Regions from separate parts of the Homo sapiens genome. Here region 1 is linked to region 2. Evidence: chromatin loops called from intact Hi-C (ENCODE). Cell type or tissue: Caco-2. All regions are shown on one strand. Links, peaks and the distances in the headings refer to the core of each region. The heading gives the core; the rest is flanking DNA. Region 1 has its middle 160 kb from the start of CPLANE1-AS1. Region 2 overlaps NIPBL (NIPBL cohesin loading factor).

Region 1 (5,388 bases), core at 143-5,142, 88 kb before region 2:
GTGTCAAGGGAGGTGCCAAGATGTCCCAGGTGCCATAAAGTGTCTTGAGGTGGCATGGAATTTACTTGGGGTCTGGGATATTGCATCGCCCCATTGGCCCAAATCATAGGGGAATGGGACATGGCTACAAAACTGTGATTGATGCCTTGACAGAGGAGGACATTAGTAAGGCTGCCCTGCAAATGGCCATGGGGACTCCAGTCTAAGATGTTATAATTGCCTAACTGGAGGCTATGGGCTTGTCCCCTGTGACAGACCTCCCAGCTAAAGTAAAATCCAGTACTTTCCCAGTTTTGTCCTTTAGCACAGGAAGGAATGTTTGGGAAAGTGGCATTGATTGCATTACCTGGTTTGAGGCTACCTGTAGCTAAGGCTGTTAAGGCATTTTCTTTGCCATGATATGGTCATAATTGTGTTTGGGCAGATACACAGTAAGTGTTAGAACCTTTATAACTTACACACAGTGGGAAGATAGTGGAGTGATATGTAGTGTTATCTGGCACCTTAGTCCAATGTATGCCATTACTGAGGGACCCCACTGGGGGTAAATCTATCCCTCCTAGCCAAGCACTTATGTTATTATAGGCTGGGAAGGGGATGTCTGCCCAGGTGACAGGGCGAAAGAAAGGCGGGTCTAAGATAAGAGCCAGTAGAGTGTAGCAGGTACAGTTTGCAGACAAAGCAAGAGCATAAAAAGGATCAATACCCTATGTGAGTTGCAATGTACAACAGAGAGCATAGCAAGGAACAAATTATCTGAAGTAAATGGTGTCTGTGTCTGGAGCAGAATTCATTCAGCCTCCTGAGTTGTCCTCTTCAGCATCCCCCAGGTGACGTCCGGGGCTTGTGTCATCCATGGAAGCCTCATCGTCTGGGGCTGTGGATCCTGTAGGGTCAGTTCCTTCATCTCCGGTACCAGGTTGGATCCTAGCCACACCATGGTATGGTTTAATGCATCATGCTGGAATTCAAAGAGGACCTGAGGGGGTATGGACACAAGCCTACCCTCTTCCCCACATTAACAATTCATTTGGATCACACCATTCATTACTGTTTACATCTTTCCATAAAACTGCAGGCTTTATGTCTTGAGAGGTTTTAGCAAAGTGCTTTTCTACAGCTGATTGAAATTCGTCATCTAAATTTAGAAAATTAAGGGTAAATAAGGCTTGTGCCAATAGTGTTGGAGGGTTTTTACTCATACTCCCCCTCTTCTGGCTGTTTTCTGGGCATATTTTTAAGGGTGGAGTGGGCACGTTCTACTATGGCTTGTCCTTGGGGGTTATATGGGATGCCTGTGGAATGTTGGATATTCCACTTGTGACAAAATTGTTGAAATTGTGAGCTGGCATAAGCTGGACCATTTTCAGTTTTAATTTTTTAATTTTTTAATTTTTGTGGGCTGCCCCATAAATGCAAAAGTTAAAAGATGTTTAATGATATACCAAGTGGACTCTCTAGGAAGGGTGTGTGCACTAATTAGATGAGTGTTGGTATCAACGGATACATGTACATATCTAAGTTTTCCAAATTCAGGGACGTGTGTAACATCTGTTTGCCATAACTGATGAGGTTCTAATCCTCTAGGGTTAACACCTGTGGAAGGAGGCCAGGGAGCTGACAATCTGGGCATTGTGGGATAATTTGTTTAGCCAGCCTCTGAGTAAGTTGAAATTGTTTAGATAAATTTCTCCAATTTTGGTGGAAAGATTGATGCAATTGGGTGGCTTGGTCAAGCAGTGATGTCATAACTTGTAGGTCTTGTTCGTTGCCATAAGCCAATGGGCCAGGCAGAAAGCTGTGGCCTGGAATGTGTGTGATAAAAATAGGATGTGTACATTGATCTAGGAATTGCTGAAATCAAAGAAAAAGAGCACACAGGGTGGGCTCAAGAGCGGACTTAATTAAGGCTGTTTTGAGGGTTCTGCAATAAATAAACAGTGTAAGCCAAGTCATTTACAATATTTATGGGCTGAGTGGAAAAAGTTTCTAAGGCCAGTATCAGGGCCCCAGTCTCAGCTCTCTAAGTGCTAGTAAACCCAGATCGAGTGATTGAATTATGTGGTCTCTACCAGACTGCTGCTTTTCCATGTTTACCAGAACCATCAGTAAACAGTGTTAAAGCATTAGGTATGGGGGAGTGAACTATTTTTGTGGGTAAGATTACCAGGGTATGAGATAAGAAATAAAGGAGTTTATCAGCAGGAAGTATGTGCTCTATTTGTCCTGTGTAATCAGAGAAAGCTATTTGCAGATTAATAGATACTGGCAATACTGCTTTGAATTGCTTTTTACTTAAAGGAATCCTGATGACATCAGGGTCATAACCTAGTGACTGATTGCATTGTTTGTGGCCTGAATAGATGACTTTAGTAAGTAACTGACTATAGGGAGATAGTGTTTTAGTCCCGGTATGTGGCAAAAAACCCATTCTAGGAAGCATAGCCCGGGGGCCATCTGTCCTATTAACCCTGTAGGGGAGTGTTTGGTGAGAAAGATAAAACAATTGGATTGAATAACGTGGATCAATGCGATCTAGCTGCCCCTGAGAGACGGCTTGTTCTATTTCCTCAATTTCCCTTTTTGCTGCAGGGGTTAAATATCTGGGAGAATACCGGTTGCTAGTTGCTAGTCTTTAATTTAACCTTCTGAGGTCTTACTGACTGGAAAGTTAATACGTACCCAAGATATTTCCAAGGAGAGGACATTTTTACTTTTTCAGGTAAATGATTAAATCTCTTAGCTGTGTATTTCTTTACGACAGAGGAATATAAATTTAAAAGTATTGGCTCCGTTGGGGCTGCTAGTAGAATATCATCCATAAAATGAATAATCTTGCAATCAGGAAATTATTTTCTACTAGGGAGCAAGGCTTGATTTACATGATACTGACACATGGCAGGACTATTTAGCATTCCTTGAGGAAGCACTTTCCAATGAATTCGACAAGCTGGCTTTTCTTTATTGATAGCTGATATTGTAAATGAATTTTTCTCTGTCCTGTTCTGCTAGGGGAATCATATAAAAACAATCTTTTAAGTCAATAATGATTATAGGCTAATCTTGAGGAATCGCCGTGGGGGAAGGGAGCTGCTGCTGAAGTGGTCCCATAGGTTGCAAATTGGCATTAATAGCACGTAGGTCATGCAAAAGTCTTCATTTCCCAGACTTTTTGGGAATGACAAAAATGGGTGAATTCCAAGGGCTGTTAGATAATTCGACATGCCCAGCTTTCAATTACTCTTCAACTAATTCATGGGCCCTCTGTAATTTCTCTCCCTTCAGAGGCCACTGTTCTACCCAAATCGGATCTTGAGAGAGCCACATCAGGGGTAGGGGAGGAATAATAACAGTGGCCATTGTTTGAAAGGGGTCTGCAGAGTAACCCCCCATTGGGCTAATAGGTCCCATCCCCAAAGATGAACAGGGATGGCCATGATTAGAGGTTGTATAACTGCCTTTCTTCCTTCTGAATCATAGCATGTTAGGGGGCGTGTGCTCTGCTTGGCTGTGTGTGCTTCCATGATGCTGACAATTTTCTGTTTCTGACTGACCCAAAGCCAAGTTTCTGGCCAGTTTTGATCACTAATGATTGAAATGTCTGCCCCTGTGCCCAGTAAGCCAGTAAAATTCTTATTTCCAATTTCTTCATGGGTCCTTGATCAGTGATTAATTGATTCCAATATACTCCTGTGGCTCCTGTGCTCCCAAAACTTCCCTTCCCCCTTTCCTTTCCATAGAGACTGGGGACCCAGTATGATAAAATCAGTAACTGAGCTATCTTTGATCCAGGGGGAAGAATATGCAGACCTTTACAGTCCATCATAACCAATATCTCTCTGTGATAATCACTATCAATTACCACGGTGAGCACATTAATTCCTTTACTAGATAGGCTAGACCACCCTAGGACTAATCCCACTGTTCCTGGAGGCAGCAGGCCCCAGATCCCGGTTGCAACCCTTTTAGGGTCTTCTCCTTCTTTTAGCATTAATTTGTTGAGGCAGAGTAAGTCCAGTCCTGTGCTCCCTGTGGTGGCTGCTCTGAGAGAGAGGACTGTGGGCTTCCCATCTGATCGAGGAAAGCTGCTGGCATTGCCCCAGTTGCGAGCGGGGCCTGGGGCTTGCTCCTACTGAAGTTGCCTGACTGGTTTTTTATGGGGTTGGCGTTTTTATCAAATTTACACATGCACTGATTTGCCCAATGTTTCCCCTTCCTACATTGGGGACATATAGAAGAGGGTTCTTTCCCTGAATTACCTTGGTCTCTACTATGGGAGCATTCCCTCTTCATATGACCTGGATCTCCGCATAGAAAACAATTTGGGTTTCTCTCCCTTTTCACTTTAGGAGGCCTTAATGCCATAGCCAATATTTTGGCTTTGTTTGTCTCAGTTCCTACCAGCTGACACGCTCATAGAAGCTCCCCAACTGTGGCTGCCTTTCCTTTGATTGCCTGCATTGCCTGCTGCACATTAGCGTTTTCAAAAGACAGTTGCAACGATAAGATATCAGCAGCTTGGGTGTGACTAGTATGTCTCTTAATTGCCTGGGTTAACCGATTGATAAACTCAACAAATGGCTCTTGAGGCCCTTGTCAAACATTTACGAAAGATCCCTGTTGAACTCCACTTTTGGGAATTCCGTCCCAAGCCCTGAGAGCACACAAAGACACTTGAGCATAGGCCTGGGGATCAAAATCTAGTTGTTGTACATTGGCATGAGGACCCCTCCCTTGGAGCATATCAGCTGTTATGTCTTGGCCGGCCACCTGATTCTGGTTGGCTTGTTCGTACAACTCATTGTATTCTGCCTTCCAGAGGAGGTATTGGCTAGGCTACAAAGTTGTTTTAGCTAGCATTGACTAGTCCCATGGGGTCATATGCAAGTGGCCTGCCAAGGCCTTAATCATTCCTTTCGTAAATGGGCTAGCGGCTCCATTTTCTTTAACGCTTTTTCTTGGCTCTTTATAAGGTTAAAAGAAACAAGTTGTGGCCAGGTGCGGTGGCTCATGCCTGTAATCCCAGCACTTTTGGAGGCTGAGGCGGGTGGATCACGAGGTCAGGAGATTGAGACCATCCTGGCTAACATGGTGAAACCCCATCTCTACTAAAAATACAAAAAATTAGCCGGGCGTGGTGGTGGGCGCCTGTAGTCCCAGCTACGCGGGAGGCTGAGGCAGGAGAATGGTTTGAACCCAGGAGGCGGAGCTTGCAGTGAGCCGAGATCGCGCCACTGCACTCCAGTCTGGGCAACAGAGTGAAACTCCGTCTCAAAAAACAAACAGCTGGAGTGTGTTTCTTGTCTTTTTTCTTACTTATTGGAGGAGGGGGCTCAGGCAAAACCTCCATTTCCTCTCTGTTATTTTGGCCCGGTGATGGTGGGGCTG
Region 2 (5,388 bases), core at 308-5,307:
CAATTACGATAGCTGATGAGCGTAAAAAGAAATTGCAAAAAATCCTCATGTTTCAAGAAAGTTTACGAATTTGTGTTGGGCTGCATTCAAATCTGTCCTGGGCCACACGGGCCAGTGGGCCACAGGTTGGACAAGCTTGTTTTATTCCATGTAGATCCCCTAGCAATCCTGTGGCTTTTGTAAACACCAAGAGCATTTCCCTCATAAGATAAAATAAAATCTAGTGCTTGTATATTAAATATATATACTACATACGTATACATGAGAAGTATATATATCAAAAGTGTTCAAAATGGTCATTGCTGGATTAGAATATAGCTTTTTTGGTGCTTTCTGTGTTTTGGAAATTTTCTACAATAAATATGTTACTTTTATAATCAGGCTTTTAAAAATAAAGAAAATTTGGCCAGGTGTAGTGCCTCACATCTGTGGTCCCAGAGCTTTGGGAGGACAAGGCAGGAGGATTGTTTGTTGCCAGCAGTTTGAGATCAGTCTGAGCAACAGAGTGAGCGCTTGGCTCTACAAAACATTTTAAATAATTGGCCAGGCATTGTGGTGCATGCCTGTAGTTCCAGCAGCTTGGGAGGCTGAGGTGGGAGGATCACCTGAGCCCAGTAGTTCCAGACTACAATGAGCTATGACTGTAGCACTGCACTCCAGCCCAGGGGACAGAGCAAGACCCTGGCTCTATCAGGGGAGAAAAAAAAAAAAGGGAGAGAAAGAAAATTTATCAACTCAGAACTTACTAAATGCCTATAAGCATTAGTGTTTGCATTCATTAATGTCAGAGATATCAAGATCAATTTGAATGCACATATAATTCATAGTCCACTACAATGCTAGGAAGGCAAATCCCAGGAAATTTGCTTCACTCAATTAATAAACCATTGCAAGCATGTTGCTACTGCTTTTGATATAAGCATATTAAAATATAGTAACAGCTGGAGTTAACATTTACTGAGAAGTTAAAGTGTGCCAGACACTAAGTGCTTTACATGAATTAATTCTTTAATCCTTTGAACAACCCTTTGAGGTAGGTATAAAAACGGTATATAAGGAGTAATGTATATTAATTAGTATATATTAGGAAATCATAAGGTTTCTAACTATGTTATTTCTTCAGGGAAGCTCAACAAAAAGAATTACTACCTACTATCATCTCATAACTCAAAAACAAAATTTAAACATTCATATACTTACATAAGGAAGAGCATAAACTAAAGAACTGCCCCTTAAATTGACAAACATTTTCATGTCTTTATTATTCTTACTTTATGGCAAAGCTGTGAATTGACAATGTGTAACATTAATTCTGAATTACTAAAAGTGAAGTTCTACTAGCAATGCTAATGAATGTAACTAGTAATTCATGGTAACATGCTCAAATTAACGAAATGTGAAATTTCCCCCACATGAGAGTCATTTGTGAAAAAATTCACATTAGTCCCTCCCTAATGGACAGATGATAGATTCCAAGACCTCGAGTGCATGCCATGGATACTATCAAACCCGATATACACTATGTTTTTTCCTATACATACATACCTAAGATAAAACTTAATTTATAAATTAGGCATGGGAAGAGATTAATGACAATAAAAAACAGAACAATAGACTGTAATAAAAATTATTCACCTACTTTCAGATCACAGTTGACTGTAGGTAACTGAGAAAATGGAAAATGAAACAATAGAGAAGTGGGGGACTACTATAGATCTTAATAACATTAAGGGTAAAATTAACAGTATGGATCTTAAACTTACATGATTTAACAAAGTGGAAAGCTTTGACCCATCCTGAATATTCTTCTCCAAGATATTTAAGACTTTCACAGTTTTGTCAGTTGAAAGCTAAAATAGCAATATAAATTCTTTATCAATCGTTGGTAAAAGTTATATATTATTCAAGAAACAATCTGTACAATTATTCCCTTTGAGCTATGGAGGAAATAGCATTGTCACCCTCTTAAAGAGTAAGAAAACTTTCCCACTTAGAACTTCTACTCAACGACCCTAAATGACTAAAGCAAATGTCAAAGAAAAATTTAATATATTTCTGCATTTAAATAATCTAAATATTTGAGAAAATGAAAAAAAAAAACTCTGGAAAAAATTAAAGTCCATGCCTCTTTCAATGCAGTAATATGATTCTCTTTAGAATAATCTGCAGAATACTTTTTTCTTTTGTAAAAAAACAAAAAAACTCATTTAGACTCTCAGAAGTCAACAATGAGTTTTCTTTTTACTATTTACTTTACATAAATTTTATAATTTACCCTGAAAACCTTAAATTAATTTCAAATGTTTCTATGAAGTAAATTTATAAATTTTACTTTGGTGAGATACCTTATCCATTATACCCATTGCTTTTATTTTAGCAGATTCACTGCCAAGTTCATTAAGCTGATGTTTTCCTAAGAGCAGTTCCTGAGGAATTTCATCATCATCACCTGCAAAATCAAGCCAAACAAACACAAACAAAGTTTAGGTAAATAAAATAGTTCAAAATGTCAAGCTTAACTTTCTAATAAAATTTTTAGACATGCAAACTAAACAAATAACCTAAGACGCCTCTATATATAAACCTCAAGTAAACCCTGAATGAAAAAGGACAGAAATTGAAGTCAGATTTATGACTGAAATGGGAAGATGAGATAGATATCTTATCTTTACTACTTTAGATATACTCTTGACTCTTTCTCAACCACATTCTCTGCCTCAGGAGGCTGACCTGAATGGACTACATCAAGAGTCTCCCATGCCCTCTGGCTTTTGTTTGGGTTTGGCCAGTAGGGTGCCCTGTTAGAAGATCAAAGAGGAGTGTAAGGTCAAAGTATTTATATCTCTTACTCTTTGCTTACAAGGTCTCCTCAGGCTGGCTCTGTCCCCTGACCAAAAGGTATTGCTTCTTTCAAGGCAGCCTACTCTACAACTTTTTTTCCTGCAGAATGAGTTCTGGTGACTTTTCTGTATCCTCACTCTTTTGGTTTAAGGCTGTTAACCCTGGGTTCTGGTATTATTTTGCCTCCATCTTTTTAACTGGTCTCTTTGTAAATAACTCCTCCTCATATTATCCTATTTTGAGAGTGCCCTTTGTACTTTTGGACCCTAAATGATACAGAAGACAATTTCTCAGCACAGAACTGTAAAGTTTTAAAAAAGATGAAACTGACATTCTAAATAATCAGCAAACACAATGATACTCAGGCAAGTAATTCTCACAAAACAAATACTTACTTTACCAGCTGAAGGTGGCATAAGATTGTTAAGAATAGCTCTATACATTGCAAGCAGTGTTTTTATAAACATTTTAATATTTATAGATGTAATCTTTATGTCATTGTAAAAGTAATACATGAATATAACATTAATCCTACTGTATTCTAACTGGTTTACTATTTTGTTTTCCATATTAGAATCTGTATTCCCTAAAGCCAGGTGTTTGGGTTTTAGTTATTTTTACATCTCCAGCACTTAACATACTACTGGCATACAGTAAGTATTCAATAAATATTGGTCATTAGAATAAATGAACAGAAGAATAGATGCTTATTTCTGCATATATGCTCCTATCAGTACCTTCATTATACAGGGCCTTTTCAAGCCTCCTCACCTGCATAAAGACTTTTTAAATTACTCTCACTTACTCATGATTCTTTAGATACTATCCAGACTTGATTAATATATACTTGAGTTTTGTACTAAAGTTTTTAATTTCTTGGTAACAGACTAGATTTGACTTTACAACTAGATTTCAAGTTTCTTGATAGCACAGAGTATGCCTCTGTATCCTCTAGAGTAACTGAGTTAAGCCTTAAGTATTTGTGTATTTATCATAGTTAGGGATTCAGAAAAGAGCAGTTGCTAGTCAAATAACAGACTAGAAAGTTTATCATTGTCAGCAACAAGTGATCACAACAACAACCAGTATATGATTTCAAGGTAGGACACATCACTAGAGTAACTGAGTTACTCTAGAGGATACAGTTAAGACACTTAGAGTATGTGTAAATGTATTTTAAGTTGATTTTACCAAACGCAGTAAAATCCATATCTTCCAAATTATCCAAAATATTCTCTATTGAGGCTGTGAATCTCTTAAAAGTTGAAGAGTCCATCATTTCTGCAAGAGAGAAAAATATATTCATTATTCTCACATTACAAGTAGACATGTGAAGCTGAAGAATATGAATAAAGACAAATTAAATAAACTAACGTGTTACCTTCAGGTGTTAGTTTTGGTTCATATGCTTTCCTTTTCTTCTGTTTTTCTTTTTTCTTCATTTTCCTAGCAACTAAAACGAACAAAAAGAAGTACTGAAATGCAGGACTGACAACTTAAAATAATTCCATTTTTGTTTCTAGTTTTTTTCCTGAACGTTAAAGACTTAAACGATAATCACTGCACATAGAAACTAAGTATTTTTGTCTTAATTGAAAATTAGTTATTAACTCATAAAAAGATATAAAATATTCTTCAAAGTTAAAGCCCTAAATTTAAATTGGTTTATGTAAGAAATCCGTTGACACTGATGAATTACCCTCACTAAGGCTGGGAGGAGGAGAATAATCTTCCATGTCAGAATCTGACGGACTTCGGTTTCGATAACGACCACCACCTGAACTCCTTCTTCCTTCATGAGAGTGGCCACTTCTCCTATGATCCCCAGAGCTTCTTCTGTCACGCTCTTCATATTCCCAAGCTTTATCATCATCTTTTTTATGTCGTTTCCTAGAGGCTAGAAGCAAATCCCCATGACAAATAATTTACCTCATTTAAAAAGATGATTAAAACTTGTACTTTACAAATGAATCACATGGGGAAAAAAATCTTCATTCCATAGGGTCTAGGAAATTCAGTGATTTTGTCTATCCAGAAGTTTAAGTTATGATATAGAAAAAGTATCACTAATTTTAGCACAATCTACCCAGATTTAAAGATCTTTACATGAACTCAGTGTTTACTGCTAATAAATACAGAGAGGAAGGTTCTTGAAATTAAACTACAGTGTTCACTTCAAGGACAGTTATTCAGTAAGTCAGTAAGGGTTATACCTAAACTTCAAGATTAATTGAGGCTGTAAAACAAACTATATTTAGGAATTAGATGAAAAACAGAACCACCTTAAAGCACTTAGATTACTGATGGGGAGCAGGGTTTGGAGGAAAAGTCAACTTTTGAGAAAGTGTTACAGAATATGGGTAACCATGTACATCATCAATTAATAGCTAAGTTAAACCCACAACTCAGCGATAAATTCCATAAGCCCTGGTGACCTAACATGACAAGCCTACTGAGACAGAAAAAACCTGTACAGTTGTAAATACTCACATAATGAATTCAGTTCTTCAACAAAAGTCTTGCTTAAACCCAAGAAAAGTTTCTAAG

Evidence for each region. Hi-C counts contacts between places; a loop is a spot of excess contacts. Peaks named below come from ENCODE experiments on the same cell type or tissue, not always from the same donor. Only the 100,000 strongest peaks of a DNase experiment are listed, where the experiment ranks them.
Region 1: it touches region 2 in a loop (13-fold over the local background); 1 of 110 quality-filtered maps calls a loop at or near these places.

Annotation. Positions count from the first base shown.
Region 1 is chr5:37,087,360-37,092,747 of GRCh38, reverse strand. It overlaps a transcript of CPLANE1 not described here. Among named protein-coding and RNA genes, the nearest start is that of CPLANE1-AS1, 160 kb to the left of the region's middle. In Caco-2, for the core only: no CTCF peak of the experiment used is centred there; DNase peaks (open chromatin) are centred at 1,787, 2,027 and 2,427.
Region 2 is chr5:36,999,723-37,005,110 of GRCh38, reverse strand. It overlaps NIPBL (NIPBL cohesin loading factor), which reads right to left. Exons shown (of 47, transcript NM_133433.4): 12 at 4,541-4,738; 13 at 4,223-4,294; 14 at 4,033-4,122; 15 at 2,346-2,449; 16 at 1,764-1,850. Among named protein-coding and RNA genes, the nearest start is that of NIPBL, 130 kb to the right of the region's middle. In Caco-2, for the core only: no CTCF peak of the experiment used is centred there; a DNase peak (open chromatin) is centred at 2,770.